Regions from separate parts of the Homo sapiens genome. Here all the other regions are linked to region 4. Evidence: read pairs that join two places in POLR2A ChIA-PET (ENCODE). Cell type or tissue: K562. All regions are shown on one strand. Each heading gives the region's core, and the rest is flanking DNA. Links, peaks and the distances in the headings are about the cores only.

Region 1 (7,650 bases), core at 1,462-6,461, 130 kb after region 4:
GTGTGTGTATGTGTGTGTGCGTGCATCTGTTATTGTGCTATGCGAAAGACACACACTGGAGGATACCCTGAAGGGATGTGAAAGTGTGTCTTCACCTCACACTGGCAAGGAAAACTTGAGGTGGTTCAAACTCAGGGTGGCAAAGCCTACCTGCAGCTCTCCGACTGCAGGTGTCATGATGCTGCTCTTGACATAGTAACTTACACTTTAGAAAATGTCCTGCGGGAGATTGCTGGGTCCTACTGATTGTGCGGATGCCAGGAAGACAGAGGTGACTCCCAGGTTAAGATGAGAACCTAGTGTAGTTTTCTTTTCTTTCTCTTCCTCTTTTTTAATCTTCCTTCTCCTAATTTTAAAAAATTATGACATACACAAAACAAAACAGAATAGATCAATGAACCTCTGAGTTCTCATCACCACTTCACAAACTTTGGACAAACTTACATCCCCCCACCAACCCATCCCCTGCCCCCACATAATTTTAAGGAAAATTCTAGGCATCATATGATTTCATTTTTGACTAAAAAATGACTTTTACATGACCACAACATTCTTACCTCACCTAAAAAAAATTAATAGTAATTCCTCAACACCATTGTAGGAGACAAGATATGCCACTCCAAAATATGTCTTTTTGTCATAAGGATTATTTTGAGAAATAGCAGGCACAAGTGAAACTCTAAAAAGAAAGTAGAAATTACCATTTTCTTAGGAAAAATTTACATTTATAAAGCAAATCTCCATTTGTAAGGGTGTCTCCTCGGTATCAGGAAGAGGAGGATGACAAAATTACAGAAAAACTCTTGTCAATGGGAAAGTCACTGACTTAAATCTTCGTAATAAACCTTACCCTTGTTTTTCATGCTTTTCTCAGTTACCTCCCCATAACTGGTCCCAAGAGACTTCTTTCTTTGTTCAGCAGAGGATAATAGCTAAGTCTGAATTCAGAGACACTTAAATTTTTTTTGGAGAGACAGGAAGGTATACATATTGCTAAACTGATGTTTGTTTTTCCTTTGTTAATCTCTTTTGTTACAGGGGTGCATTCCAATTAAGAACTCAGAAGGGTAGAAAGTTACTTTTCCTCCTCTACATCATCAAGTATCTTGTCAATGATTGCATTTTCAATTAGCTTATAACTGTCTTTTTTTCTTAGACAGGATCTCACTCTGTTGCCAGATTGGGGTGCATTTGCGCCATCTCAGCTCCCTCCAGCCTCAAACTCATGGGCTTAAATGATCCTCCTGCCTCAGCCTCCCAGCAGTTGGGACTACAGGCATGCACCACCATGCCCGGCTAATTTTTAAATTTTTATTTTGTAGAGACAGGGGTCTTCCTACTTTGATGAGGCTAGTTTTGAACTCCTAGCCTCGAACTATCCTTCTGCCTTGGCCTCCCAAAATGCTGGGATTACAGAGAGGGGGCTACTGTGCCTGGCCTCTTTTTTTTTTTTTTTTTTTTTTTTTTTAACACATTTTGTTGTTGTTTGAATCAGGATCCAAATAAGGGTCGTACAATGTGAGTGACTGATCTTTCTTATGTCTCTTTTAATTTATAGGTTCCCTTTCCGTCTCTTCTCCCCCATTGTGGTGAGTTTTCTTAAAGGAGGCTTGCACTGAGGAAGTATACATAAAAACAGCACTATCTAATAATTATAAATGTAGTAATAACTACTTGATACAACATAAACTTTTTAATCAGCGCTAATATGAAGTAATTTACACATGTTAACTCTTTCATCCTCACAACAACTCTGTGAGTTAGATTCTATTGTTTCCCAATTTTGAAGTTGAGGAACTGGGGATGTTACTGATGGCAAATCCTTATGGGTCTACAGCAACCTCAGTTCTTGCCTCCTCTGAAGAAAGAATTCAACTGAGGGGCATAGGCCAGAAGAAGAGACCAAGGCAAGTTTTAGAGTGGGAGTGCAAGTTCATTAAAAAGCTTTAGGCTGGGCACGGTGGTTCACCTGTAATCCCAGCACTTTGAGAGGCCAAGGTGGGTGGATCACCTGAGGTCGGGAGTTTGAGACCAGCCTGACCAACATGGAGAAACCTCGTCTCTACTAAAAATACAAAAATTAGCTGGGCGTGTTGGCTTGAACCCGGGAGGCAGAGGTTGCAGTGAGCTGAGATCATGCCATCGCACTCCAGCCTGGGCAACAAGAGCAAAACTTCGTCTAAGAGAAAAAAAAAAGCTTTAGAGCAGGAGTGGAAAGAAAGGAAAGTACCCTTGGAAGAGGGTCAAACAGGCGACCTGAGAAATCAAGTTCATGGTTTGACCTTTTGACTTGGGGTTTTATACGTTGGCATACTTCGAGATCTTGTGTTTCTCTCCCCTGATTCTTCCCTTGGGGTGGGCTGTCCGCATGTGCAGTGGCTTGCTAGTACTTAGGAGGGGAGCATGCACAGTGTGTTTACTGGAGTTGTATGCATGCTCACCTGAGGCTTTCTTCCCTTACCAGCCAAATGTCCCTAGGAGGTCATATACCAGTTAAACTCTACCATTTTGCCTCTTAGTGTACATAGGTGAGCCCACTCACCCAATTCCTGAGATCTTATTGTCACAGTCTTGTTGTTCAAGGTATCCCCGAAGTTCTTTGTCCCACAACCAAGAAAGTTAAGGAGTGTGGACACGAAGGGTGAGGTTAGAGCGAGAGTTTAATGAGTGAAAGAAGAAAACTCTACCACGGAGAGGGAGCCCAAAAGAGGAATTCCATTTCACAGCTGAACACAAAGTCTTTTATAAGAAACCAAAGAGGGCTGGGCATCTCATTTGCATAAGACATGAATTTCTGGTAGCTCCACCCCATCCTCCTAGTGGGCATGTGGGCCCTTAACTTGAGTTACTCCATATTGCTTTGTTCCCCTTACTGTGCATGTGTCAGGGGATGGAATTTTCCATTGAAAGCATGTCTGGGCAAGTCTCCTGTGTAGCCTTTCTTATCTACGTGGCTGTGGACATGTCTTAGGCAAGCTCCCCTGTGCAAGTTCCCTTATCTGTGCCCACAGCTTGATTTTTCATGCTGTTCTTTTGTTTGAAAGAATTTTGCTGAGGACTCACCCTAACTGCCTGCCTGACCAGTTTCTTCCTTCCTCCTCTCTCATTATCGGGAAGCTATTGATCACCAGTTTCAGGTTTTTCCTAACTATTGGGAGACTGCCTTTCCCTGGCACCGGCTGTGACCAATTACTCACTGCAAGCTCCATCTCCTGGGTTCCAGCAATTCTGCCTCAGCCTCCCGAGTAGCTGGGATTACAGGTGCCCACCACCACACCTGGCTGATTTTTGTATTTTTAGTAGAGATGAGGTTTCACCATATTGGCCTGGCTGGTCTTGAACTCCTGACCTCAAAGAGTTACACATATTAACTCTTTCATCCTCACAACAGATCTGTGAGTTAGATTCTACTGTTTCCCAATTTTGAAGTTGAGGAACTGGGGTTGTTACTGACCTCAAGTGATCCATCCACCTTGGCCTCCCAAAGTGCAGGGATTACAGGCCACCGTGCCCAGCCACAATTATTATTTTAGAGAGACAGTTAACAACTGCCTGGCCATCACCTGATGGTTGCCTGACATTCCTGGTTGGGGGTTGTGGGGCCCTCTCATACCCTGTTCATGCCTGCCTAGCTACCTACTGTAACAGGTGCACAGAGAAGTTCAGTAACTTGCCATATGACACATAGTTTCTAAGTGGTGTGTCATGATTTGAATCCAGCTCTTAGTCACACACTGCTTCTTAACAGCTAATGTTTATCTAGCACTTACTAGTGCCAGGCACTATTCTGTGTTTTATTTGAGTTAACTCACTTAAACTTCACGACATTCCTGTGAAGTCAATAGGATCATGGTCCCCATTTTGTAGATGGAAGAGTCAATACACAGAATTGAAGCCTCCTCTCTACCCCCTGAGATTACAGTACAACTAACAAATAGTGGAGCCGAGATTTAAAATCCACATGGTTTCCTGCCACAACCTGGGCTCTTAACGTACTTTGCTTTCTTTGAGAGTAGCACATTCTCAAAGAGCTGGAAAACTAGGTTAGGATCTGGAGAATGTCTGAAGAGACTCAATATGAAGTTTAATTTTGGAGCTTTTCCTAGGATTATGGGGACAGTCATCTTTAGCAAACAGCTTACAAACTTTCCCTCCTACATTGCAGTTTTTTTCAGTTGAGTCTGACCAACATGGTCTGGAGCCTGGACTCCTTAGTGAGTCCCCACTGAGACTGAAGAGAAGTTAGTAACACCATGTGGACAGAACTATATAGATTTTGGGTCAGTTAGGATGTACTGGACAGGTGTGGTGGCTCATGCCTGAAATCCCAGCACTTTAGGAGGCCAAGGCAGGAGGATCCCTTGAGCCTAAGAGTTGGAGACCAGCCTGTGCAACACAGGGAAACACCGTCTCTTTAAAAATAAAATAAAATAAAATAAAAATGCCGGGCGCAGTGGCTCACGCCTGTAATTGCAGCACTTTGGGAGGCTGAGGTGGGTGGATCACCTGAGGTTGGGAGTTTGAGACCAGCCTGACCAACATGGAGAAACCCCATTTCTACTAAAAATACCAAAAATTAGCCAGGCGTGGTGGCGCATGCCTATAATCCCAGCTACTAGGGAAGGCTGAGGCAGGAGAATCGCTCAAACCTGGGAGGCAGAGGTTGCGGTGAGCTGAAATCGCACCATTGCGCTCCAGCCTGGGCAACAAGAGTGAAACTCCGTCTCAAAAAAAAAAGAAAAGGAAAAAAAGAAAAAAAAGAATGTAATAAGAAGGGTCTGTGGAAACACAGCTCCAAGACTCGGGAGACTCATCTTTGTCCCAAAACTACAGAAGGAGGCCCTTACAGGGAAATGGCAGAGGCTGACATTTATATTACACTTTTTGTGCCCTCTTAGTTCACCTTTGGACCTCATTTCTTGCTTCTGCAGTGTACAAGAGGAAAAATAATTTTTTCACTACCCTCTAAGGTTATTAACTAGGACTCCCTGTAACAAAAGACAGATTAACAAAAGAAAAACAAACAAAGTTTAATAACATGTATGCCTCCTATATATATGGGAGATACTGAGGGAACTCTCAAAGATCAAATCTCCAAGAATAAATCTCTAGAGTAGATCTCAAAGGAGCAGTTGAAACTTTAGGCTTAAATATTAACATTTATTGAAACAAAGAAAGGATGTAGGGAAAAGGCCGGTTATGGTTAGGGTGAGATGGTCAGGAAAAGTATGATAAACAAGGGTAAGGTATGTTAAGCAGATTTAAGTCAGTGCCTTCTCCATCTAGGAGAGCCTCTAATGATTTAGTCATCCTTCTCCTCCTGATATAGATTGGGAGACACCCTTATGAATGGAGATTTCCTTTGTAAATATAAATTTGTCTTACAAAAGGGTAACTTCTACTCTTGTTTTGAGAGCTTCTCCTATGTCTGTGGTTTCTCAAAATAACCAGCTGAAAATAATCCTTGTGCCAAAAAGGCATATTTAGGGGTGGCATATTCTGGTCTCCTACAGTTATATATTGAATTGGCATGCTCTGAACCCCTTCAGCAGACATTTCACCATTCAGAGCCAAACTTTGGAAACCATGCTGTCATTCTGAACCTTATTCTCTTCTTAAGTCCGTACTAAACATGAGTTCAAGACATTTAGAAATGACTTAACTCTCTTCAGCCCTGGAAAACCAGTTAGTGCTCAGCTGCAAGGCTGTCTACGAGAGATAACACTGCTTCAAACAAGACCAACTCAAAACATCTCTTTTTCTTGGTGTGAAAGGGAGGAACTGTCAAGTCTATAATTTTATTGCTATCCCATCATTGCATTTTACATTCTTTCATTGTTTTTCTTCATTTGTCTCTTGCAGTTTGAGTACTTGTAAGGATTTTTATGGGCAAGCAATGGCTAGACTCATGTCCTTAGAAACTCTGCATAGTCAGCCGTAGTCTAGGCAAACCTCAGTCATGGTTTTACATTACAGCAGATTAGCTGAGAGGGAGATCTGCCTACTTTGGAGGCTTGTTTGAGTCCTGGAACTTGGTCTCCTTTTACAGATGTTAGAAAAGTCTGGAGCCTCCCAGGCCAAAAAAAAATCATTAATGTTTTTGGAAGGAATTAATATATATTTACTTGAGCTTGGAATTGTTAATAGATAATTATTTCAAGGGCCCAGCAAGGTGGATCACTTTGGGAGGCTAAGGCGGGTGAACTGCTTGAGCCCAGGAGTTTGAGAACATCCTGGGCAACATGGCAAAACCCCACCTCTACTAAACATACAAAAAATTAGCTGGGCATGGTGGTGCATGCCTGTAGTTCCAGCTACTAAGGATGCTGAGGCGGGGGGATTGCTTGACCCTGGGAGGTCAAGGCTGCAGTGAGCCATGAGAGTGTCACTGCACTCCAGCCTGGGCAACAGAGAGAGACTCTGGCTCAAAAAAAAAAAAAAAAAAAAAAAAAAAGAAAAGAAAAGAAAAGAGAAAAAAAAAATAATTATTATTTTTAAATTAAAATCATGACTGTCCTACAAATATAAAATGTACAAGTGCCAAAGATTTTATGTAACTCCTTTATTAATGAGAAAACCAGTAAGATGTCACAAGTTTAAAGAAAAAATTGGAAGAACAGACACACACGTATATAGGCAATCACAAAGGATGAAATAAAATTGCTAATAGCTGCAAAACTTGTTAATAGGCCAATAAAATGTAATGGCTGGAATCATCTTTTCTACAAGGGAAAAATCAAATGGATCTCTATTGGACAAAATTCATTTGCATCTCTATGGATAAGGATCATTTGCATCACTATCCGTTTTCTACAACTTACGGAGTTGTAAAGTAGCCTAGTCAAAGGCAGTGAAAGGCACAGACCTTTATAAAATCAGAAAAGCCCCAAGGGTCTTCTAGACAAGGCCTATCTTTTCACTGAAAGGATATTCAGTAATCTTTTGACCATTCCAAAGTCTTTCACAATCTTTCTGAGAGATTTGTTCTTATTTTTCAAATACAGCAGCCAGGCAGGACGATTTTGTTAACAGATTCCTTAAAACAGTAATGATGTTTACAGAAGATCTCCATTAAGTGGTTACCACTTTCCTACCCTATCTCCTTTTTTTTTCCCCTAATATGTCTGTTTGTTTCAAATTATCATCACGGAAGATTTGGTACTGGAGTAATGCAGAAAATATTAATATTACATCCAACAAAGCTTGACTCAAGAAGAGCTAATAAATTGTTGCCATATCCCTGTTAACAGGTGGTTTACTCCTAATACTTTCAAACCACTTACTAAAAGTTGACTAACTACTCTGCCCCACTTGTTGCCTGCAAAGTAGTCTCAAAACCAAGCAAACCAGGGGTTTCTCAGCATACTTTATTTTTATTAAATAACATTGACATTTGCTATATCCAACTGTAAAATAAAGACATTAGCCAATAGATAGTTCATACGTCTGGAAAACTCACTTTCTTTCTCCCTATTTTAATGACAAAGAACATAATTGGGATATGAAACTTAACCCCTGAAGTTTTACATGTTAACCCTGATATCTCTTCCCAGACTCCAGGCTCTAGTCACAACATGTTTTTTCCATGTCTGGCTCCTGACATGCTTGGGGCAGTGTTCCATCTTCCTGGCTCAAAACTTCAACTGTGCC
Region 2 (7,232 bases), core at 1-5,000, 81 kb before region 4:
AGTAGGTGAGAGAGGAGTAGATTAGTATATAGGGTTCCCAGCCTTCCCAGTACAACCATGGACTCAGAGTTGGGGACACTAAAAATGTACATGAAGTTTATGATTTCACTGGTAGAGATGGCCCACAATGCCAGTTTGGACAGGCATTACTCTAAACGTGGTGGGGAAGTCAGGAGACATCTACTCCAAGGCATAACCTCTAGGACAGTTTGTGGGGTATCAGGGAAGGATATATCATTGGAAAGATTTCTAGTTGCCATACACAAATAATTGGGCTTCAGTTTAATGCATAATTAACTGTTCTCAGTGTGTTATTAGTTGGACAATTGGATTATTACATTATTTACATTAGTGTTTATAGGTAATCTGAAAACAAAAATGTGAATATAATATGAACTACCTCAAAGATTTGTCTCTGCTTAATAGTTTTATTTCAAATTTGTATATCAAATGTTTCATTACCCTTTTTTCATTTTATTTTTTAGCTTTCAAAACAAATTAGCAAGAGGAGGAAAGAGGAGAGGGAGAAACTGTGCACACCACCAGAATGTTATAGTAGGCGATATCATGAAAGCAATGTTGGAACTTTATACTCAGGTTTTGATTGTGCATCTATCTCTTTGTTGTCTTATCCTTTATCTTCATTTTTACCAAGTAATTATTGACCATCAAATGCCATTATGGTACCAACTTAAGAAATGGATGTAAAGAATTCTACAGGGAAAAAAAGCACATTGTCAGTGTATGAAATTTATTTAGAAGACAGTTACAGACACATATAAAAATGATAGCAGCTTATGTTTGCGAAGCACTCACTATATGCCAAGCACTTTCTGTTAGCTAATAATAATATTTGCTCATTTAATATTAGCTCACATAATAATATTAATATTATTAGCTCATTTAATCCTCTCAACAACTGTCTAGGGTAGGTACTATTATCCCTATTTTATGGACAAGGAAATTAAGTCAACAAGAGATGAAATAATTTGTTTACAGTCACATAGCTAGGAAGTGGTAGAGTCATAAGTTGAACCCAGGCAGTCTGAATCCAGAATAATAATAATAAAAAAAGGTATAACCAGGGTGGAAACTTATTTTGCTCTTTTCAGGTTTCCTAGACTTTCCATCACCACCAGTGAATTCTGAGTGACAATAGTGTGGAATTTGGAAGAATGGAAGAGAAACTGAAGTGGAGAGATGGTGAAAGAGAAGAAAAAATGAAGAAAGATGCTTGCAAAAATACTGCTGTGGGTCCTGAGATGAGGATTCTGGGAGGGTAGGTGTGGCAATATCTCCCATTCTGTGCTTACCTGGGCCTCGACTGGTACCAGCAGACAGGGATGGGCAGTCAGTTAAGGAGTGTGGCTAGCGACTGTTGTGTCATGCATTGCACTGGTTTTCTGCTCCTCAGGCTGAAATGGATGCCCCTGACAGCTCCCTTTGAGTTCCTGTTCATCTGAAGTACACCAGCTTTCTAGATATGCTGTCACTTTCCTTCTGCAGAGCCACAGTGGTGTCCTGTCTTCTCAGACCTCTTCTCACCTCAAATCACTTAGGACTCGGCCACCAGACAGATTTGGGATTTCAGAACTTTTCAGATGTTAGAAAGGTAAATGGTATATATTGCATATGTAGTATTTCCAGTAGAGTCTGGGTCAGCACCTCATAAGCAAATGTATTAATATTTTGACCACAACATATATGCATCGTCATCCTCAGGTCAGTAGTGACTATGTAGAACCTCATGTCAAAAAGGTCAGATTTTTTGCCACCTATGGAGTTTTTATGTCAAATATGTGAAAAACTTTTGGTTGCAGGGCTTTTGGGATTTTGGAACTGAGGATAAGGTATTGTGGACCATATCATTACCAGTTCCTTCCTCTTTCATCAAGGGCATGAGCATGAAGATGCTGACAAAGCTGTTCCTACACTTCCTGTGCTGGCTGGGAAGGGATCTGATTCGGGCTGAGCCTTAAGAATCACAGTTCCAAGCTTTCTTCTCATTCCAGATTTTAGTCGGGAAAGTAGGCATTCTGGAAGTAGAGTCCGTATCTATACTTTATATGTTCCCCTTAGGTTTGATGAGCAAAAAGTAATAAAGGAAACACAAACTCAGGAAAGAAAAGATTTTTCTAGGAAAGATCTATTTACACTACTTAGGCCTCTACCCTTCTTCCCTTGGGAGTTTCTTAGCTTAGCTTGGAAGATCACAGATTAAAGTACAATATAGCAAGTATTATTAAAAACAACCTGTAAAACTGCATTATCCCAAAGATTTAGCAGCTAATTTTCTGTTGCCTTTAGTTCTCACATCATTTTTTTTTTCAGGGTATAACCTTCTTTAAATTTTATGCCCTGCTCTCAAATTCCTTCTGGGTTTAATGACTAATCTCTTTATTTGTGTTTACCCTGGTGAAGCCTGTAGAAAGAAAATCATAAATTAATGGCATATATTTGCAGCTATAAACGGGACAGATTCAGAAATATACAAACATGCCTAGTAACCAATTTCCTGAAATTGCAATGCTCAACTCCCAATTAACCTTAGAATTTACAAGTCTAATCAAATGGCCCAGTCCATTTCCATTGAAAAGCTGTGCACTGTGTATAATCTTTCACTTGACCTAAATCTGTAGTAGACTTTGGGAAATAAACTCCTTTGTGGAGCCAGTTGTTCTATTGGATGAAGTCAATGTCCCTTTTTAGGAACTTGAGCTACCACTTTATGTACTCTAAGACACAGTTTGCAAAGGACCAGTCTGCCATACCCCATGCAGGAGGAGGACTGTGTTGGCTCCCACCACAGGGTGTGTTCTGTGGTAATGGAAGGCTGTGCTGAGTCACTTACACTGTGTCCCTGGGTCTTCCTTAAGGACAGTGTATGGTTTTAGAAGATAATAGTAGCAAACATTTATCTACCACCTCTCTAGATCAGCTAGGCATTCTTTTTTTTTTTTTTTTGACATAGAGTCTCACTCTGCCGGCCAGGCTCGAGTGCAGTGGCATGATGAACTTAGCTCACTGCAGCCTCTGTCTCCCGGGCTCAAGCAATTCTCCTGCCTTAGCTTCCCGAGTAGCTGGGATTACAGGCGTGTGCCACCATGCCTGGCTAATTTTTGTATTTTAATAGAGACGGGGTTTCACCATGTTGGCCAGGCTAATCTCAAACATCTGACCTCAGGTAATCTGCCCACCTCGGCCTCCCAAAGTCCTGGGATTACAGGTGTGAGCCACTGTGCCTGGCCGGGTATTCTTCTAAGCCCTTTCTGCTGTGAGCTCATTTAATCTTCTTAACAAACAAAGGGGCAGGAACCATTATAATCACTGTTCAAGAGATGAGAAAACTCAGGCACAGAGAGGTTAAGTAAATTGTCCAATCAGCCTCAGCTAGTGACTGGGGGAGTGGGGCTTTGAACCTGACAGTCTTTCCTAGGATCTATCCACATAACCATGAAGTCACATTGGTTTCTGGGATATTGCATAGCCTATGGCAAAACCTGAATGGTGTGGAGCTTGCCACACGGGCTTCATTAGAACGTACCCTATCCCGGTTGCAGTGAGCGGAGATCACGCCACTGCACTCCAGCCTGGGCAACAAGAGAGAAACTCCGTCTCAAAAAAAAAAAAAAAAAAAAAAAAGTACCCTCCCCCAGGGCTTTTCAAACCTTGGGGCTCTGCAGAATCCCTGAGGGTCATGGGAACAAGAGGCAAAGGAGGCTCTGGACTTCTACGCCCACATCAGCCAGAACCAGTCAGCGTTTTAAATGTTACTTGCTAGCACTAAGAGTTTATCTGAGTAGGGGGCTCTGCAGCTCACAAGAAGCTTAAGAACTATAGCTCTAAACAATCAAGCCAGTTAACTCATACAGGGGTCATACCAGTTGCAAAGGGAAATGAGATGTAGAAACCCTGACCCCAGTGCTGTGTGTTGCTGTCATACTCTTTCTTACTATAGTCAGTGTCATAGTTGTGAAGTCAGTGTGCATTTTGGTGATGACATTTCAGGGCAAACCAGAGGCTACTGCCTAGGTGCCACACGGTGGTGACCAGATCAGGTGCTTTCACAGTAGAAGATGAAAAAGCCCAGCCAATGTCTAGGGAGGGGTAGGAGAGATGAGGCAAAAATGCTCAACATGGTAGGAAAGGCATGAGATTAAAAAAAGTGGTGAACAGAGCCAAGGGCAGGTGCTGAAATGAGGGTCCATACTCTGTGAATTAGATTGTTGAAAGTAGGGCTGGGAGCAGCAGAAGAGAAACAGATTGAAGATGGCAAGATGAGAAAGACAGGATGGAAACTTCCCAAGGAAATTGTAGACCACAGAGGACCCCAGGAAAGAGACTCTTGGGTGAAGAGAAATAAAAAGCTAGGCGGTAATTTTTTTGTTAAAGTTTATGAGATTGGTATATCAGAGTAAAACAAAGGATTACCACAAAGCATTTTACCAAGTACCTCACCAAGTTTTGAATCACCTTGATTAGGTGGTTTCAAAACTGGCTAAGTGAACTTTATCCAAAGCTGCTGCCTACTGGGAGACAGACCATCTTGGAGGGCAGGTATGGCTCTGAACTCTTCAGCCTTATTTTGTAAAGCAAATGCTCTGGGGCTGGCACAGTGGCTCATGCCTGTAATCCCAGTGCTTTGGAAAGCCAAGGTGGGAGGATTGCTTGAGCCCACGAATTTAAGGTCAGCCTCGACAACATGGGGAGACCCCCATCTCTACAAAAAATTTAAAAAATTAGTCAGACCTAGGGGCGTACACGTGTAGTCCCAGCTACTCGGGAGGCTGAAGTGGGAGGATCTCTGAGTCCAGGAGTTTGAGGCTGCAATGAGCTGTGATTGTGCCATTGCACTCCAGCCTGGGCGATAGAGTGAGACCCTGTTTCTCTCAAAATAAATAAATAAATGCAAATGCTCTGACAAGGCTCTGACACTATATGTTACTAAAGAATGATGTTCTCTGATTTGTCCTGTGTGTGTCTATTTCCTCATTGTTTATAGTTGTTAATATGGGATTTCTGGATGAGCCTAGAGGGCCCATGAATCCTCTGAGATTATTATACTAGGAATATCTACTTACTTTTCTGTCTCTCTTGCTAGAATAGGAGCAACTTGAGGAAGTGAAACAAGTCAGAACTGACCAAAGAAAAGTAGTGTACATATTGATCCATGGTTGAGCTATAATTGATTCGTGCAATACTTATTGAGTATCTCAAACATGCTTGCGGTTGAGAACTAGGCACACAGGAAGAGGGATATGAAGAAATTAACAAACAGCAAAATAAGAATTATTGTTGTAATGTGCTTTGATAGAGGAAGCACACATGAAAGGCACCTGCTGTAGCCTGAAGAATGAGAGTTTTCTTTCTGAAGAGGAAACATCAGCTGCTTTTGGAAAGACACATGAGAGTTGGGCATCCTGTAGGAGGCAAGGAGAGGGGGTTCCAGGACAGAGATGAGAAATAGCATGGTGTATGTGCTAAAATGCAAGTTGTTTGGGATGGGGATGGTGAAGGGCACCTGTGAGGGCCGAGGTAGACAGGTCCAGGTGGAACAGGCTTCTATACCATATTAAGAATTTAGATTTTTATCCCCAAATTAGATGTTAATGGCCCCAAAGCCACTGGGGCCATTAAAAGATTGAAAGTAGAGAGTGGCATGATGGAATTTCTATTTTGGAACAATTATGCTGGCAACAGTGTGAAAGATGCAATAGGAAGGGGCAAGATCATGGACCAGGGAACATTGTAGAAGGCCACTACAGTAACTGGGGTGAAAGACTGTGTTGCCGAGTGGGTGCTGTCACTCTGTGTAGCTTCTATTACCACAGGGACGGTCAGCGGGGAGCGGGATCGTCTTAGACCATGAGGGAGGATGAGGTGCTGAGAGCTGGAAGAATGAAGAGAAAAGTGGCCTGATGAGGAGGTGGAGGTGTGAGAAGTGACAAAGAGTCTGTGAGGAGAATGAGGAAGGGCAACCCGAGAAATCAAGAAAAATCAGGAGACAAATCTCCTAGAAGCCAAGAAGATGGTGGTAAACTAATAAGTGATGAGAGCAGTGAAGGAAAAAAAGAACTAGGAGGGCTGGGCGCGGTGGCTCACACCTGTAATCCCAGCACTTTGGGAGGCCGAGGAGGGCGGATCACGAGGTCAGAAGATCGAGACAATCCTGGCTAACATGGTGAAACCCCGTCTCTACTAAAAATACAAAAAATTAGCCGGGCGTGGTGGCATGTGTCTGTAGTCCTAGCTACTCAGGAGGCTGAGGCAGGAGAATGGCGTGAACCTGGGAGGCGGAGCATGCAGTGAGCTGAGATCGCGCCACTGCACTCCAGCCTGGGTGAGAGCAAGACTCCATTTCAAAAAAAAAGAACCTGGAGTGTGTTTATATTGCTGGCAAAAAGAGTTTGCTTTCAATTGCCTTGTTAGCACACCTGTGATCTGACTAAGTTACATCAGTGGGAGGCACAGGATGAAAGGATGCCGGCCTCTGAGACCAACTTCAGTTCTTTGAGTGTTTGAGAAACACTTCAAGTCTTAGCCAATGGCTTTGGTCAACAATGGGTGCCTCATGTTGAGGATGACCCCCTGAGGGCTTTCACTGCAGAGACAAGCCGACTTGTTCAAATCCATTCTCAAATGGTAAAACACAGGCAAAGGTACAACATGCAGAACTACTGCACCATGATCAAAACATGTACTCTGTCACATCTAATGACTTCAGGCCCTCCTTGAACTTTTGAGTTAGCAAAAAAGGGCAAATAAATATGAAACTTGCCTTTCAGTTCTCCTTATGTGTTTTTTAATTGTTTCCTCCTTGGTTCCTCTGCAACAGCCCTGTGGTCTCTGTCTGCATGTTCAGTGCCATGTGGGGTGACCCACACTTGTCTCAGCATCTTCAGGGGAGTTGAGAACAGCTGGCCCAGCCTTCTGTACTTGTCAGGCATATGGTGGGGGAGACATAGCCCTGGCACTCCAACCTCTTCCCTGATTTAAAGTGTCAAAGCATTTTGGAATTCAGGTCTCGGTGTTAAAAACTCTCCATGAACTCTGATAGGCTTCAGTGGTAGTCACTACCTTAGGATGCTGACGAGGAACAACTGCTATCCTGCCCATGGTGACGACCTTCGAAAAGCCCATGAACAGAACTATTTTGAATCATGAGTAGGAAGATTAGGGAAAGGCCGGGCGCAGTGGCTCATGACTATAATCCCAGCACTTTGGGAGGCCGA
Region 3 (7,650 bases), core at 1,341-6,340, 230 kb before region 4:
AGTACTGCAATGAAAAGAGAGACCAGGGTCTGGAGGTCCCAACAGCAAGTAGTGCTTCTAGAGAGAACTCCTCCCCAGCCAGCACTGCTCATTGAACAGCTTACAACCCATGATGAGCTGTTTTTCTAGGAGGCCCTCTTCCATTCCCCAGGCCCAAACGCCTCTGTGAGATATGGGACTAAACAATGACCCACACCTCTTGGCTAAACACTCTGGATAACACTGGTTACTCAGCTTCCTCTAGCCTTCCAGGACAGCTCACAACATACCCCACATTCCAATAACCTCAGTGCTAGAAGTCCACACCTCCTAGATCATTATCGCTTGTCTCAACACTGCTTTTTACCTTCCCCACTCTATCTTGTTTATGCTGCTCTGCAATCTCAGACTCCTCCACTGCCCTCTATAATTCTTGGTTTTCCATTACCAAACTTTTCTACATCCCAAAACTGCTCTCTGAACATTTGCTTCCCCTTCTTCCTCTAACTGAAACTTGGCTGTTCCCTGAGGAAATTTCTTTCCTAGAAGCAGTTTCCTCCCAAATGGAAGATGTCTTGTCTTTCTGTCAGAGGTGTTCGAGCTAGAGTGACTCCATCATGAGCAGGGGCTGGATAAAATGAGGCTGAGACCTACTGGACCACATTCCCAGGAGGTTAGGCATTTGTAGTCACAAGATGAGATAGGAGGTCAGCAGGACTGGTATCACAAGATTCAGGCAAAACAGGACACCATAAAGAAGCCAGCCAAACCCCACCAAAACCAAGATGGCAGTGAAAGTGATACCTGGCCATCCTCACTGCTCATTATACACTAACTGAATGCATTAGCATGCTAAAAGACACTCCCACCAGTGCCATGACAGTTTACAATACCATGGCAACGTCTGGAAGTTACCTTATACATTCTAAAAAGGGGAGGAACCCTTTTTGGAACCATTCTGGGAATTGTCTGCCCCTTTCCCAGAAAACTCATGAATAATCTACCCCTTGTTTATCATATAATCAAGAAATAATCATAAAAATAGCCAACCAGTAGCCCTTGGGGCTGCTCTGTCTATGGAGCAGCGATTCTTTTGTTTCTTTACTTCACTCATGAACTTGCCTTCAGTTTACTCTGTGGACTCACCCTGGATTCCTTCTTGCACAAGGTCCAAGAACCCTCTCTTGGGGTCTGCATCGGGACCCCTTTCTGGTAAACCTTTATTTGGCTGTAGGTAGAGTAAGTATCTTTTTTCTTCCTATTGATCCTTCCAAACTATCTATCCTTCTTTTGACTTTGAAAACCCTAAGTCTGTTGAGTTCATGTCTTCAGACTTTACCACCTAATCTCTCTTCTAATAGTTGTCATCTTTCAGAATCTCTTGCTGTCTCTCATCATTCTTTGATGACTTTATCATCTAGTTTATTGTATTTGATTTCCTCCATTATTCCTACAATCCTGTTGGTTTTGCTGTCCTTGTAGATTATCCACCCAGTACCCTGGTCTCTCAATTTCTTGAACTTCTCTACTTCAAATATCTTCACTCCACTGCAACCAGCCACTGCCATTCTTACAGCCACACCATAGACATTATTAACAGTCAATACCAATAGCCTTTAAAATCTCTGGACAGCAATCACTATCCTGCTGTCTGATTATCACATTTTGAGTCTCTATCTCACTCCTACCAGTTCCCTTGGAACTGTTCTTTGACCCTATAGGGACATTCAATCCATTGATCCTGCTGATTTTATTTTTTAATTTCCCTAACTTTCATATTGTTATTTATCTTCTTGTTAAGCTAGCTTCCATGGTCTGGCACTTGAGCCAGATTCTTGCAGAAAACCTGAACTTTCTTGTTTTCCTTTCTCTCCACTGAACACATCTGAAAAAACTCACCCCTTGTGAAACCCAGTTATCCTCCTATGCTGTAACTACACCTGAGAAACTAATGTTACTAGAGGAAATTCATACAACCATGATGACTGGACTTGCCTAAAGTTTTCCACTGTAAATCCCAAATGGAATCCAATGCTGCTAGATGATGCTGTTTCACTTCCTTGGTACATTCACCCTCCTACACTCTAGGACAATCTTTCTTCTAAAACCTCCATTCTTTCATCCCATTCACTCTCAGCCAATAACCTCGGCCAAGGAAATGTAGCTAACTTAGAATTGCCTCATCTTCCCATCACTAAACCTACCAATCTACTTGCATCTGTACCCTCCATGTATTTTATGTTTCTTTCTGAACACTGGAAGTAGTGTTTCTACTTCTGATGTCCAGCCCCTCTGTTAGCGTCTTAGATCACATCACATCCACATTTGTTTACTCAAGGACCTCAATACTGGAGTTACCCTCTCTCTTCTTAATTATTGTTTTTTTTCATCATGGAATTATTCCTAATGATATACAAACATGTTTTATTATTAATCATCCCTTGAATCCCATGATTTGAGGGAACCTAAAAAAATAAAATAAAATAAAACTATATCTCCCTTGACGTCACATCATCCTCATATGTTTTATTTCTTTCCCTCTCTTCACAGTCTTCAAACTATTTGTTTATACTTTCTGTCTCTACTTTCTCATTTTTTTCCTTTCATATGCCCATTCCAAGTACACTTTTTTGTACCCACCACTCTGTTGAAATAGATCCTATCCAGTTTATCAATAGCATCTAATATAGTGGTCAATTTTCTGTCTGAATCTAATTCAGCCTCTCACTAGCATCTGACACAGTTGATCTCTCTTTCCTTCTTTTTTTCATGCTTAATGATGTTTATTGTTTGCTTCACAAATGAAACATGTTAGTCAATAATTCTGAAGTTATGATTATTAATAGATAATGAAAGCCTATTCAAAATTCACTTTACTCTTCAATGATGTAACTTTTCATTTGGAAATTTCTCTGCAGTCTCTCAATAATTTACACATGGAGATAATTGAATATATGACATGTTTTGAAGGGTAACTTCTAATTGAGTAGATACATATCTCCTTTTTTGAAACCCTTTCTTCTCTAAGCCATCACATTTTCCTCCAGATTTTATCTGATTTTCCTCTGGCTTCCCTTTTCAGACCTTTGCTTGTTCTGGAAAGGGAAACCAGTGAGGTAGGAATAAAATCTTTACTGCACTTCTGTGTTGGAATGTCCCTGCATTGGGAGCACAGACTCTGGAGTCAAATTGCTTGAGTTTAAATTCTGATTCTATTACTTCCTAGCTATATGACCTTGAGAAATTTATTGTATCATTTCCCTTTTTGAAAAATGAGGAAAAATCATAGTACCTGTTTCTTAGAGATGTGGTAAAGATTAAATGAGTTTGGCTGGGCACGGTGGCTCACACCTGTAATCCCAGCTCTTGGGAGGCTGAGGCAGGCGGATTGCTTGAGCCCAGGAGTTCAAGACCAGCCTGCAACATGGCAAGACCCCATCTCTACAATTAAAAAGTCGGGTGTGGTGGCCTGTACCTTTGGTCCCAGCTGCTCAGGAGGCTGATGCTGGAGGATCACTTGAGCCCAGGAGTTCGAGGCTGCAGTGAGCCATGATCATGCCATTGCCATCCAGCCTGGGCAACAGAGTGAGACTATCTCAAAAAAAAAGTAAATATAGACCATCTTAGTGTCTGTTTATAGTAAATGCTATATTAATGGCTATACTAATGGTAGCTATTGTTATTTCCCAAGCTTTTAAATTTGGTGCTGAAATGGAAGGGGACTCGCCTTTTGGGTTATGGAGCTGGAAAATGCCAGTTAATGACTGCTGGTAGTCCTTTCCCTACCATGTGGAAAAAGTCTGCATGAGACGAGATTGAGGTTAACACATGAAAGGAGTCAAGAAAAAGGGAGGAGTATAATAGTCAACATTCTTGATTATGAACAACAGATCCATTCCAAATAGTCCAAAAATAAGCAAAAGTGGATTTATTAAAAGATATTAGGTAGCTCAAGGAATTTCCAGAATTGCTGGAAAACAGGCTTGATAGTTCATTGCCATGGACATTGAAGCTAAGAACACTGGCTGATCTTGCTGAAAAATTATACTGGCAAAAACATCATTCCTACTACCTGTTGCCAATTGATATGGCACCAACCCTGAACCTGAAGCCATAATCTGTGTTGCTGTTGCCCCAAAAGAACTAGATTCCTTGACCACTGTCCTTGTCAGGAAATCAATCTCCCAGTGTGGGGCCATCACTGATTATAACTCCCCTCCACATTCAAGTCTCCTGTAGTTGTATCTGTTTGGCAATGCCTAGATCATACACCTTTACTCTAAATGCAAAGAAATCCAGTAAATGTAATTTTTTATATTCTACTTTTAGAAGAAATAATTCACAATATGGAAAACTATAAAAATGTGAAAATGTTTTTCAGCAGCTATAAATAATATGTTTTCAATATAGATTCCTGTGGTAGAGAGGGGGAACTGTTGACTTCATGTGAAATCCTTGGATCCAGCTGGACCTAAGACTACTCTTTGGAACTTCATGTTTTATGAAACAATAAGTTTCTTCCTTTAGTTGAGAGAGTTTGAGTTAGCTTTTTGTCAGTTCTATTTAGTGTTATTATTAATGCAGCTTCCAACCTTTCTGATCCAAGGTTCACTACTGCAATATCCCCATAATTGGTCTCTTGCCCCCCATACCCACCCTTCTATCTTTTCTCTTCTCTAGAGTCAGGTAATTTTTCATAAATATAACTATTTATGTCATCCTTCTGCCCAAAACTCTAAATGGCTTTCTGTTGCTTTTTGATGAAAACCAAGGTTCCAACATAGTATATACTCTCTATAACTGGGCTTTGTTCACTTTTTCAGGCTTAACCTTTTTGCTGATTTTTCTGCTCAAGTCTTGCTGGCCTTAATTTTGTTCCTTAAACATAGCAACTTCTCATCTTATCAAGGCCTTCAGACAGGCTGTTTCTTGCCCCTAGAGAGCTCCTTCCACTCTGTCATTCTCCCTTATCCTCCTACTGCTCAATCCCCAGCAATCTCCTCTTTATCTTTTGTCTTTTGACTTAGATGTTACTTCAAGAATGTCATTAGAATGGGAGCTCTTTGGAGCCAGGGAATTTGTCTGTTTTGTTCACTGTTGTATGCCCACTGCGTAGAGCAGTGAATGTTGAATGAACAAATGAGGGAGGAAGGGTTTCATCCTCCCAGTCCGTGAGATTTCTTCTTACTTTCCCAGCATGCCCAAAGCCTGTAATTTTTTGTTTAAATCGGCATTCACATCAAAGCACACTGCTATAGTTAGGATGTTTGTCCCCCAAACCTTGAAATTTGATCTCCAGTGTTGGAGGTGGGGGCCCAATGAGAGCTGTTTGGGTCATGGGGGCAGATTCATCATGAATGGCTTGGTTCCATCCTCACAGTAATTAGTGAATTCTCGCTCTGTTAGTTCCCACCAGAGCTGGTTGTTAAAAAGAGCCTGGTACCTCCCTCCCCTCTCTCTCTTGCATCTTCTCTCACCACGTGATATCTGCATGCACTGGCTCCCCTTTGACTTCCACCGTGCACTGGCTCCCCTTTGACTTCCACCGTGAATGGAAGCAACCTGAGGCTTTTATCAGATGCCCAATCTTTCAGCCAGCAGAACCATGAACCAAATAAACATTTTTTTCTTTATAAATTATTCAGTCTCAGGTTTTCCTTTATAGCAATGCAAATGGACTAAGACAGAAACTATCAACAGAATGAAAAAGCAACCATGGAATGGTAGAAAATGTTTGCAAATCTTATATCTGATAAGGGATAATATCCAGAGTATATAAAGAACTCCTAAAACTCAACAATAACAACAAAAAATCCAATTTAAAAATGGGGAAAGGACTTAAATAGACATTTCTCCAAAGAATGTATACAGGTATCTAATAAATGTGAGAAGATGCCCAACACCACTAATTATTTGTAAATGAACATCAAAATCACAATGAGATACCACTTCATACTGGCTATTATTAAAAACAAACAAACAAAAAACCAGAAAATAACAAGTGTTGATGAGGATATAGAGAAATTAGGGCACTAGGACATTACTGGCAGGCATGTATAATAGTGCACCCTCTGTGAAAAATGGCATAGTGGTTTCTCAAAAAATTAAAAATAGGCTTACCATATGATCCAGCAATTCCACTTCTGGGTATATTCAAAATATTGAAAGCAGGGACTCAAACAGATAATGGTACAACAATGTTCACAGCAGCATTATTCACAATAGCCAAAAGATGGAAAGAACCCAAGTGCCCATCAATGGATGAATGGATAAACAAAATGTGATATTTACATATAACAGAATTATTCAACCTTAAAAAGTAATGACATTCTGATGCTTGCTACAACCTGGGTGAACCTTGAAGACATTATCCTAGGTGAAATAAGCCAGAAACGAAAGGACAAATATTGTATAATTCCACTTGTGTGAGATATCTAGTGAAGTCAAATTCATAAAGACAACAGATAAAATGGTCAAAAGAGGTGGGGGGCAGAGGGAAAAGGAGGATTATTATTTATTGGGTACAGAATTTCAGCTTGACAAGATGAAAAGGGGTCTGGAGATGGATGTTGGTGATGGTTGCACAACAATGTGAATGTGTTTAATGCCACTGAACTGCACACCTAAAAATGTTCTAAAATGGTACATTTTTGTTATGTATATTTTACAATAAAAAATGTAAAATTAATAAAAGAAAAAATGTAAAATCTATATTTTCTGCTAAATGTAAGTTTAATTGGGGCAGGAACCTTGTCTTTTTCACTGCTGTATCCCCGGCATCTAGCATAGTGTTTGGGGCATAGTAGAATCATTTGTTGGAATTGAATGAATGCCCGAAGTTGGGGAGAAACCAGGTTTCCATTCAGGGAATATTGGACAAAAGCCAACGTAGCGTTTTGTGGCATATCTCCTGCTGTGCTTCTCAGAAGTCACTAAGCCAAATCATAACTTCTCAGGATCTTAGTTTCCATGTCTAAGATTTGGTGGATAGTCTTTGACCAACCTTTTGGTGGGATTCTTGAGAGAACTGAATGATGCACTCTGGAGGGGATCTTGTAGTACATGGAATTACTCAGCTGCCTTTTGCATGTGTCCCAGTCCTGGGCTCTTCCCTGAGGTGCCCAGTCACCCCTGTCCTTGCTGCCAGTCACCATCCACCCCTTCTCCACCCCATACGTCTCAGCTGCTGCCATTCTTTCTCCTACGCTGGAGGCACTGGGGCTGCATTGTGCTTTAAAACGATGGACCATAAAGCCTTTGTTAAGTTGCCCGTACATCCTTTATGTCTCTACATATATCAGATTGTAAGCCCCCAGAGGAGCAGAGCCAAGTTGTTAACTCACATTCACGGTTCTAAATTCAGTGCAGTGAGCAGATCGGGTTTATCCTCATGATGATGAAGAGGAATTGGAAGACTTTTCTTCCATTATATCGAATGCAGCTACTGAATTTTATAGGGTCCTCTTAGAATTTTCTGGATGGTTTCCTTTTTTTCACTTGAATACCTTATTCCCCTGGAGTGAAATGCATAGAGATAGAGAGGTAAATGGTCTGAAAACAAATGTACTGTAATACATTCACTTTGGCTGCAAAAATAAAACAACCCAAACCTAGTTTTTCTTGCAGTCTTTAAATCCAGATGGTAGTAAAATTTGACATTTCAATTCTGTT
Region 4 (7,650 bases), core at 1,713-6,712:
ATTCCTAAGAAATTGATGACATGATGGCCTTGGGAGAGATAACTCAAAATTTGTATTCAAAAAAAAAAAAAATTAAAAAGTTAACCATTCCTAACAGGTCAATGAAATCAAACCAGAAGTCTTCATTTTTTGAGGAATGTACTTATTATTGTGGCTGACAGTGGGTCTCATTTTTCCATTTCACAAAATATGTATGTACGCTAATGTGAACTCCCATTTCCATCTTAAAACTGGAAATGAACGTAACTTTATTTCCCGATATCACAGGGCACTGACAAAATATTTCAAGAGCAGGAAATATTTGAAGTGATGATTATTATTTTAGTAGCATAAGGTCTCTTCTACTTCTAACAGTTAATTTTCATCACTTCCAGCTGAAGTTATAGATTTGCCCCCGTCCCCCCTTTTTTTTTTGATTGCTGCAGGTTTTTTTTTTCTTCAATAACGTGCTGGGGAGTCCATTTCTTATAGTAGCACCATCTTGGCTGCAGTGTGTGTCATTCTGCAAGCCCAGAGGGGTTCTTAAACTGAAACTTCCTTCTTGATAGCATTGCTGTCAAGAGTTCTGTCATCTCCTCTAATGAATGGAGTAAACCTGTGAGCATACACACCAATGAAAAATATATAAAGTCAGATCTGTGGTCCCAATATAATAGCAACAAAGATGATTAATTGTTTGTTTTAATGAGGTAACTGGTATTTAATAAGTTATTGATTTTTCTTAGCATCTTACTAAAATGCTTTGGAATGTGAACAAATCCTCCACTCATATAAGGCAGTATATAGATTAGGTATGAATTCATACATTGGGATTCTAGATGCTCTGTTATCTCAGGGCCAGGGCGTATTACCTGATTAGTATTGATTGCACTGTGGCCATCAGTGAATTCTCAAGGCATCGTTTTTAGTCAAGGAAGAATGTTCGGTGTGACCCTGAAATCACTTTGCAGCAGATCCAGAGAAAGTTAAGTTGTTGATGATTCAGTGCAAGTTGCTATGGCTTTAACTCATTGAACTGGATTTAATTTGTACCCATGGCTTCAATATTATTGTTATGCTCAGGAGATGTTCTCTGTTGATATTCTTTTACTTTGTTTTTCTTATACACTTTTCTCTGCCTGGTATAATTTTTCTCCTATTTTCTGCTTTGCAAACTCCTACTCACGCTCCAGGACCCAACTCAAAATTCATTACCTCTGTGCCCTTGTTCCTGATTCCCTTGGAAGATTTTGTCTCCTGGGTCTTCTCATCATCCTCAGTTGTAATGACACTTCATATAGAGTGATAAATGCCAGTAATTCAGTAATTATGTCTTTATATCTTCTCCCTCCTAAACCATGAGCTTCTTTTGGACAGGGCTGTAGATCATCTCTTACCATTGCTTATTCTTGTTGGAGCCCGCTATCCAAGAAGAAGGTTCACAGCTAGCTATGTGTAAATGCTTGCTGCTGTTACACATTTGGTGGATATTTCTTTTCAACACTCAGATTCTGAAACTTCTGGCCCCATAGGATGTAAATGGGCTTTCAAATCCTACGTGACCAGAAGTTTCAGAATCTGAGAAGTATGGGCACCAAGCACTTTGTGACTTCTCCACCACCACGATTTCTGTGGCTTGTGTGGGTCACACTCTGCTAAACACTTGAAATACAAAATCGCATTAATTTCTCACTATGGAGCAAGATCATTGTTATGTTCTCCATTTTACAGATAAACAAAGTGAGACAATAAATAATTTTTTTCAAGGTGACATCACTAGTAAATGGTGGGTCAGGGAGTCAAACCCCGGTCTGTCTGACTCCAAAGCTGTATCTACAAAGTGTACATGAGACACTCTGGAAAAGGCCCACCCAAACCAGGAGCCTGAAATTTCACCTGTAGAGATTAACTTTGAGGGGTCTTGAAGGCTTTACAGAAGCAGCAGGGATAAGAGGGTAGAAGTCATTAATGAAACACACCCAAATGAAATAGAGTATTCTAATACACCAGAAATAGTTGATGAACCCTCATACTTTAAGTTCTTTCCAACTAATTTCTTAACACAGAGCTGATAATTAGAAAAAATCTTTCCTTTAGGAATCATTCATATGGGAAAGAGACACAGAGCAGAGAGCCAACAAGGTGCCACAAGAAAGAGTGTCATAAAGGAAAGTTAAAAAATTTAAAAAATAAAACAAACAAAAACAAAATCCAAAAAGGAAAGTAGAAGACACTAAAGACCAACGGTGGAGGTTAATGGTGGGTGTGGGCAGTGGGAGCAGATCATGCTGGAACAGGCAATAAGAGGTGCACTGCCTATGAGAATTTAAAAACAACAAAACCCACTAAAAATCTGCTGTGGTGACCCTTAACAATGTCAGTGATAAAACACTCCTTCCCAAAAGGGTGGACCACTCCTGCCAAGCCCCACCTTGGTACACGCTGGTCCAACTCTAGGTTATGGGTCTCGGGATTACACCTGCTCTCCATACCAGAGAGAACTGCAGAAGCATCTGAATTCTGTTGTTTTTGCTTTTATAAAGACTCTAACCAGCACTGAGGTAATGGACTACTTTGAGTAGATCAAAATGAGGTGGGGAAATGTGATCCCCAGCTAGAACACTGTAGTGATTTCCTCTTGGTACTGTAATAAATCATCACAAACTTAGTGGCTTAAAACAACGCAATGTATTCTCTTACAGTTCTAGAGATCAGAAGTCTGAAAGGGTCTCATGAGGCTGAAATCAAGGCATTGGCAGGATGGCATTTTTATGGAGGCTGTAAGACCGATTTCCTTACCTTTTCCTGCATTTAGAGGCTGCCTGCATTCCTTGGCTTGTGTCCCCCTCCTTCATCTTCAAAGCCAGTGGTATAGCATCTTCCAGTCTCTCTCTGACTCTGACCCTCACTCTTCTGCTCCCTCTCATACTTATCAGGCCCCTTGTGATTCCGTTGGGCCACCTGGTAATCTCCCTATCTCAAAACCCTTAACTCAATCGTATCTGCAAAGTCACTTTTGCCATGTAAGGTGCTGTATGTACAGGTTCTGGGGAGTAAGAAGTAGACATCTTTGGGATGCATTTTTTCTACCTACAATAAGTGTGTTAGAGTGGAAATTAGAGATAAGGAGACTGAGTTCCAATCTCCACGCTGCCATTGAGGAGGAACGTGCCTTGAGGCAAATCTCAACTCCCGGGCCATTGTTTCCTCCTGGTCCCTATGTAGACCCCGTTAGGATATTCTCTTTGAGAAGTAATGCCTTTTCCTAAACACAGGGAGATATGGCTCCTGCTAATTAAAAGCCAGACCTGTTTTACACACTTACAAACGACACCCTAGCATTTGTTTAAGGCCACTTCTGAACCATGCCATTAGTCCTTCTAATGGCGTTTCTGCAGGTTCTCAGCTGATTTCTGCTTACCATCCTACATTTACTTACACCTTGCCTACAGAGCGTGTAAGTTTTCAATTTCTCATTTTAAATAGAGGACTCCAATTCTATAGCGTGGCTGATGCATTAAATATCCACAGCCAAATTGCTTAACGCCCAGGTTTTTTATCCCCTTCAAATTAAAGCTTTTAAAACACCCAGACTCCATGCTGGCTGAATGACATACACAGACTTTCTGCCGGCTCTGGGGGGCAGGCGATACTGGTTCCTGTCAAGTTCTAAATCTGGATGCTTTTTTATAGTGGAACAACTAAAAGGAATTGCTGCCTTATGATATATAACTACTACTTATTATAGATTGATCCATTTTGCAGCAGGGAGGTGGAAGGCAGGGAGCTGTAGGAAGAACAAGAACCAATCTTAGACCTGAGAGAAAGTAACCTTCTAATTGCCTTTTCCATGACAGCATCGTAAGCTTCTTTCTGGCAGCTTTATTTCACAGTGACCTGCCACACTGCTGTAATTTTCCTGGTGTCACTCATACAGGTTTAAAAAATGATTGGTTTTATGGCTTTTATTTGGGAATTTGTCAAGGTTTCACATTTGTAGAAGCCTTGAAGCAGTGGCCTAATAGTCCATAATTTGGTGTTTAAAGGGATATTGGTGGGTAACCTGCTTGGGCCCACAGGTGCCTACAGTGATCGCATCCTTATGCCTAGCGGGGAAATCTCCATAATTTCTGTTACGCTCCTGTAATCCTTTGCTGTCAGAAAACTCCATTCCAGGTTCCAGCGGACTCCAGTCATCCTGAGATGGGAGAAAACCTTTCAAGCTTTGTGATCAGGTTGATATTTAAAGCTAATTCTCATGAAATGTACTTCAGGTGTTCATAAACCCAGACTTGGGTCAGCGTATTCTGGCGATAGGGATTTACGTACTCCTTTTATGACTCACAGTCTGGAAATGAAAGTGCTGGACTCTGAGCTCTCTCTCTCTCTCTCTCTCTCTCTCTCTCTCTCTCTCTCTCTCCGTCTCTCTCTCTCTTCTAGGATCTCAACGCTGCCAACAGATGTTTTTAAAAGCCTCAGTTTCGAGGACTGTTTTGGCCTCCTGCCCCTGTGTGTACTCCTAGGTTTAATGAAAATTGGTGCCTCCGGAGCTCTCCTCCCGGGGGGGAGAGCAGCTCCTCTCGTGGTGCGGTTGCTTGTTCTCGCAGCCAGAACACACTGGGCCAGGGCTGTTGTGTGTAAACACACACACGCACACACACCTGCTTCATCCCGGCTCCCTTCTCTCCGAGTTGCCTGGGTTGGCCTCCATTTGGAGCCTACCTGCTGGTGTTTATCACAGTCGGTGTTTTCCCCCTTCCATGTTCCTCAGCAAAGCTGGTGCTTATCTGAGCAGCGGGCGATTTTTCTGAAGTGACCTCCGCCGAGCGGGAGATTTATGGTGGCGTTTGCTTTCATTATGTGTGGAGGCTGCCTCGTGAGCTCGCTGCGTGGCTGTCGGAGGAAGAGCAGAACGCTTCCCAGAATAAGCCTCCGGTATTATCTTTGAACATATGTTCTTGATTAAATGAGAAGAGGAAAGTCTCTTCGTTTTTTCCTATTTGGAGGTTAAAGTGGAGGGTTTCTCTAAAAACAGATTGCAGTAAATTGTGGGTTTATTTGAACAGTATGTCAACATTATTTACTCACGGTAAAAAAAAATCTCAAATTGATAGGTTTCTTTTAATTACCTCATCCTGAAAGCTGCTCTCAACAAACAGCAAATATTTCAGAAGCCATTTGGATAAGTCTGGAAATGTTGAATTATTGGAAACCTGCCGAGAATAATACCTTTGAAAATGTTTCCATAGTTCTGAGTATAAGAAAACTTGATTAGCAAACAGCTTGTCTCTGAGCAAACTGGGTATTGCCTTCTGTGATCTTGCTGGCCTCGTAAAAGATGGCTTGCAAGATTTTTGTGTAATACTGATCACACCACCCTGGAAAACAGGTACCTTTCTGGGGCTCGTTATTATTGTCTGTCACTCAGACTAGAGTGACCTTGTTTAACCCCACTACAATAATATCTTCCTCTTGAGTTCTGTCCAGGAAACACAAAAGCTAAATGAAAGAAGATTCAGTAATTGAGTTCTCAGCAAGTCCAAAGAGCTCTTCTAGCAAATCCAGGCCAAAACATATTTGACCAAAGAATGTTCTTTGACTTCATTGCTCGGTCTCAACTAGATGGAAAGATGGGCTGCTGGGCAGAATCATTCCTAGAGCCCAAACCTGTTTGAGGATGGGGTAATTTTCCTGGTGTCACTCATGCAGGTTTAAAGAATCTCAAAGCTCCTAACAGATGTTTAGGTGAATGAGGTAGCTGAGAGAAAGACAGAGACTCATATGTAAGCCAAGGACCCTTATACACATACACCCTTAGGCTCATGTTCTTCTGTAATTTTCTTTTGAGAATTGCTTGTGATGTTTGCCTTGTGTATGCATGCGTGTGTGTGTGTGTGTGTGTGTGTGTGTGTGTGTGTGTGTGTTGAAGGGATGGATGAGTTGGCAGGGGTAGGGGGTATGGGGCCTATAAATGAGAGATTGGGGTGGGTGGATTGGGGACCTACACACTATGATTCAGTGTGGGCCCCAGGTTCCCAGGGCACATCCCATACTTTGGGTAACATTTCCTGCACCAGCATATAAAACTGAGTTTACTCCTTGGGATACTTCTAAACTGAGTATCTCATTAAGAGTATTTCATCTGAAATGGGCATATGCAGGCTTGATTTTAGGACTGCTGTATAAGCTAGTAAAATGTACTAGTTGTTAATTATTGAAATATCCATTAGTTGGTAAATCACTGCATGAGACCCACTGAATACTCTACACCACCCCAAGTGTACCCTGGCCTTCACTTCTAGGACCTCCTCCCTGGCCTCCTCTAAATCCAGGAACTAAAGACTTAATGGCCAGCACTTTGGGGGACCTCCAGGGCCTGATTTGGCACTACAACTGGCCCTTGAACCTCATCGGCAGACAAGAATTCTGAATGTAGGCCCCGGGTATATGTACAATTGTCAGGAGCCTGAGCCTCAGAGCAATTCTCCTGGTGCCTGCCCAGATGTGGACCCTCAAGGCAGCCAGAGCTCCTAGCTCCCTTGACCATGGCTTGGGTTTATATAGAGGAGGTCAGGCAACAGAGACTTGCCAGGGCAGTGTTCCCGGTCATGCCAACAAAAATCACTTTTTAAAAGAAGTTCTGAGCCATTGGGAGATCAAAGCTTCTTTCTTTCTACCCTTGCAAGTCATTTCCTCCACATACCAGTGTGGAATCCAGCAGCCTTCACTGTGGAGACCAGTGCAGAAACAGAAGATGTAATTCTAGTCCCAGCTCCAGCACTTAATACCTCCATGACCTTGGGCAAGGGACTTAACCTCCTCACACTGCAGTTTTCTCATCTGTAGAGTATTGATGTTTGACTCAATTCCTTCCAGCTGTAATAACAAATAATTTTGAGTCCTTAAATTTATGTTTACTAGCCCATTCACCCACCCTGTCAATGGATATGCCAGTAATCTTCAAAAAGAAAGATATCATCTGCTAACAAATAATGTTTTGAACACAAGTTAAGGTAAGAATGATGCCAACTGTCCAGTGCAGTCTGAACAAGGGCACTGACATGCACAAGATGAGGCTGGCTTGCCCCCCTCCTGTTACCACATCAGTAAACACATATGAGCTCTCCAGCTGCACTCGGTTGATGGAGCATCACACTAATGGGGCCATGACCATTGATTCAATTCCTGCTCACTTAAAGATAATTTTAACCATCTTTAAAAAACATGTTGTGGCTTATAAAGGGCCCCTAAAAAGTAGGTTATTTTCCCTATTAATAATAACAGGTCAATGCAAATCCATTATTATTATTAGGGGAAATAATCTCAACATATAAGCATCAATTACATAAACTTCAAAATTAAGGTGACATTACATTATTAATGGTATGTATTTGGAATGTTTTTCATTCTTGACTCATTTTGAGTATTGGTAGCTATAATTTATACATTATAACATTTCTTTAAGATTTTCTTTGGTTTCTCAAATTGTAAATTTTTTATATCTTCAGGGTAGAGAAGGGGAAGGAAAGGTTCCATCTCTTACTTTAGAATAAATATCAGTTATAACTTAGGAGCTAGTATACAGAAATGCATTTTGTAGATTTTTATTATCAAGCTCTTCACTACATGGAGATTATACTTCTTGATGTTACACTATAGGCATCAATGAAG

The links. Peaks named below come from ENCODE experiments on the same cell type or tissue, not always from the same donor. Only the 100,000 strongest peaks of a DNase experiment are listed, where the experiment ranks them.
Region 1: POLR2A ChIA-PET joins it to region 4 with 5 read pairs; 4 of 35 experiments call an interaction of 5 or more read pairs at or near these places.
Region 2: POLR2A ChIA-PET joins it to region 4 with 7 read pairs; 8 of 35 experiments call an interaction of 5 or more read pairs at or near these places.
Region 3: POLR2A ChIA-PET joins it to region 4 with 5 read pairs; 3 of 35 experiments call an interaction of 5 or more read pairs at or near these places.

The regions. Positions count from the first base shown.
Region 1 is chr4:128,683,327-128,690,976 of GRCh38, forward strand. No RefSeq gene overlaps it. Among named protein-coding and RNA genes, the nearest start is that of LINC03140, 120 kb to the left of the region's middle. RefSeq lists a silencer at 1-282 and enhancers at 805-1,544, 2,284-3,022, 2,473-3,672, 3,023-3,760. In K562, for the core only: no CTCF peak of the experiment used is centred there; a DNase peak (open chromatin) is centred at 5,695.
Region 2 is chr4:128,468,938-128,476,169 of GRCh38, forward strand. LINC02615 (long intergenic non-protein coding RNA 2615) reads left to right here. Exons shown (of 9, transcript NR_125882.1): 3 at 1,113-1,279; 4 at 1,415-1,612. Among named protein-coding and RNA genes, the nearest start is that of LINC02615, 45 kb to the left of the region's middle. RefSeq lists an enhancer at 603-1,802. In K562, for the core only: no CTCF peak of the experiment used is centred there; a DNase peak (open chromatin) is centred at 2,854.
Region 3 is chr4:128,322,974-128,330,623 of GRCh38, forward strand. No RefSeq gene overlaps it. Among named protein-coding and RNA genes, the nearest start is that of PGRMC2, 39 kb to the left of the region's middle. In K562, for the core only: no CTCF peak of the experiment used is centred there; no DNase peak of the experiment used is centred there.
Region 4 is chr4:128,548,661-128,556,310 of GRCh38, forward strand. LOC101927259 (a long non-coding RNA gene) reads right to left here and starts at 4,893. Exons shown (of 3, transcript NR_187927.1): 1 at 4,702-4,893; 2 at 2,779-3,766; 3 at 232-595. RefSeq lists enhancers at 4,493-4,682, 4,703-4,772. In K562, for the core only: CTCF peaks have their summits at 4,411 and 4,844; DNase peaks (open chromatin) are centred at 4,561 and 4,691; H3K4me3 peaks cover 1,022 bases.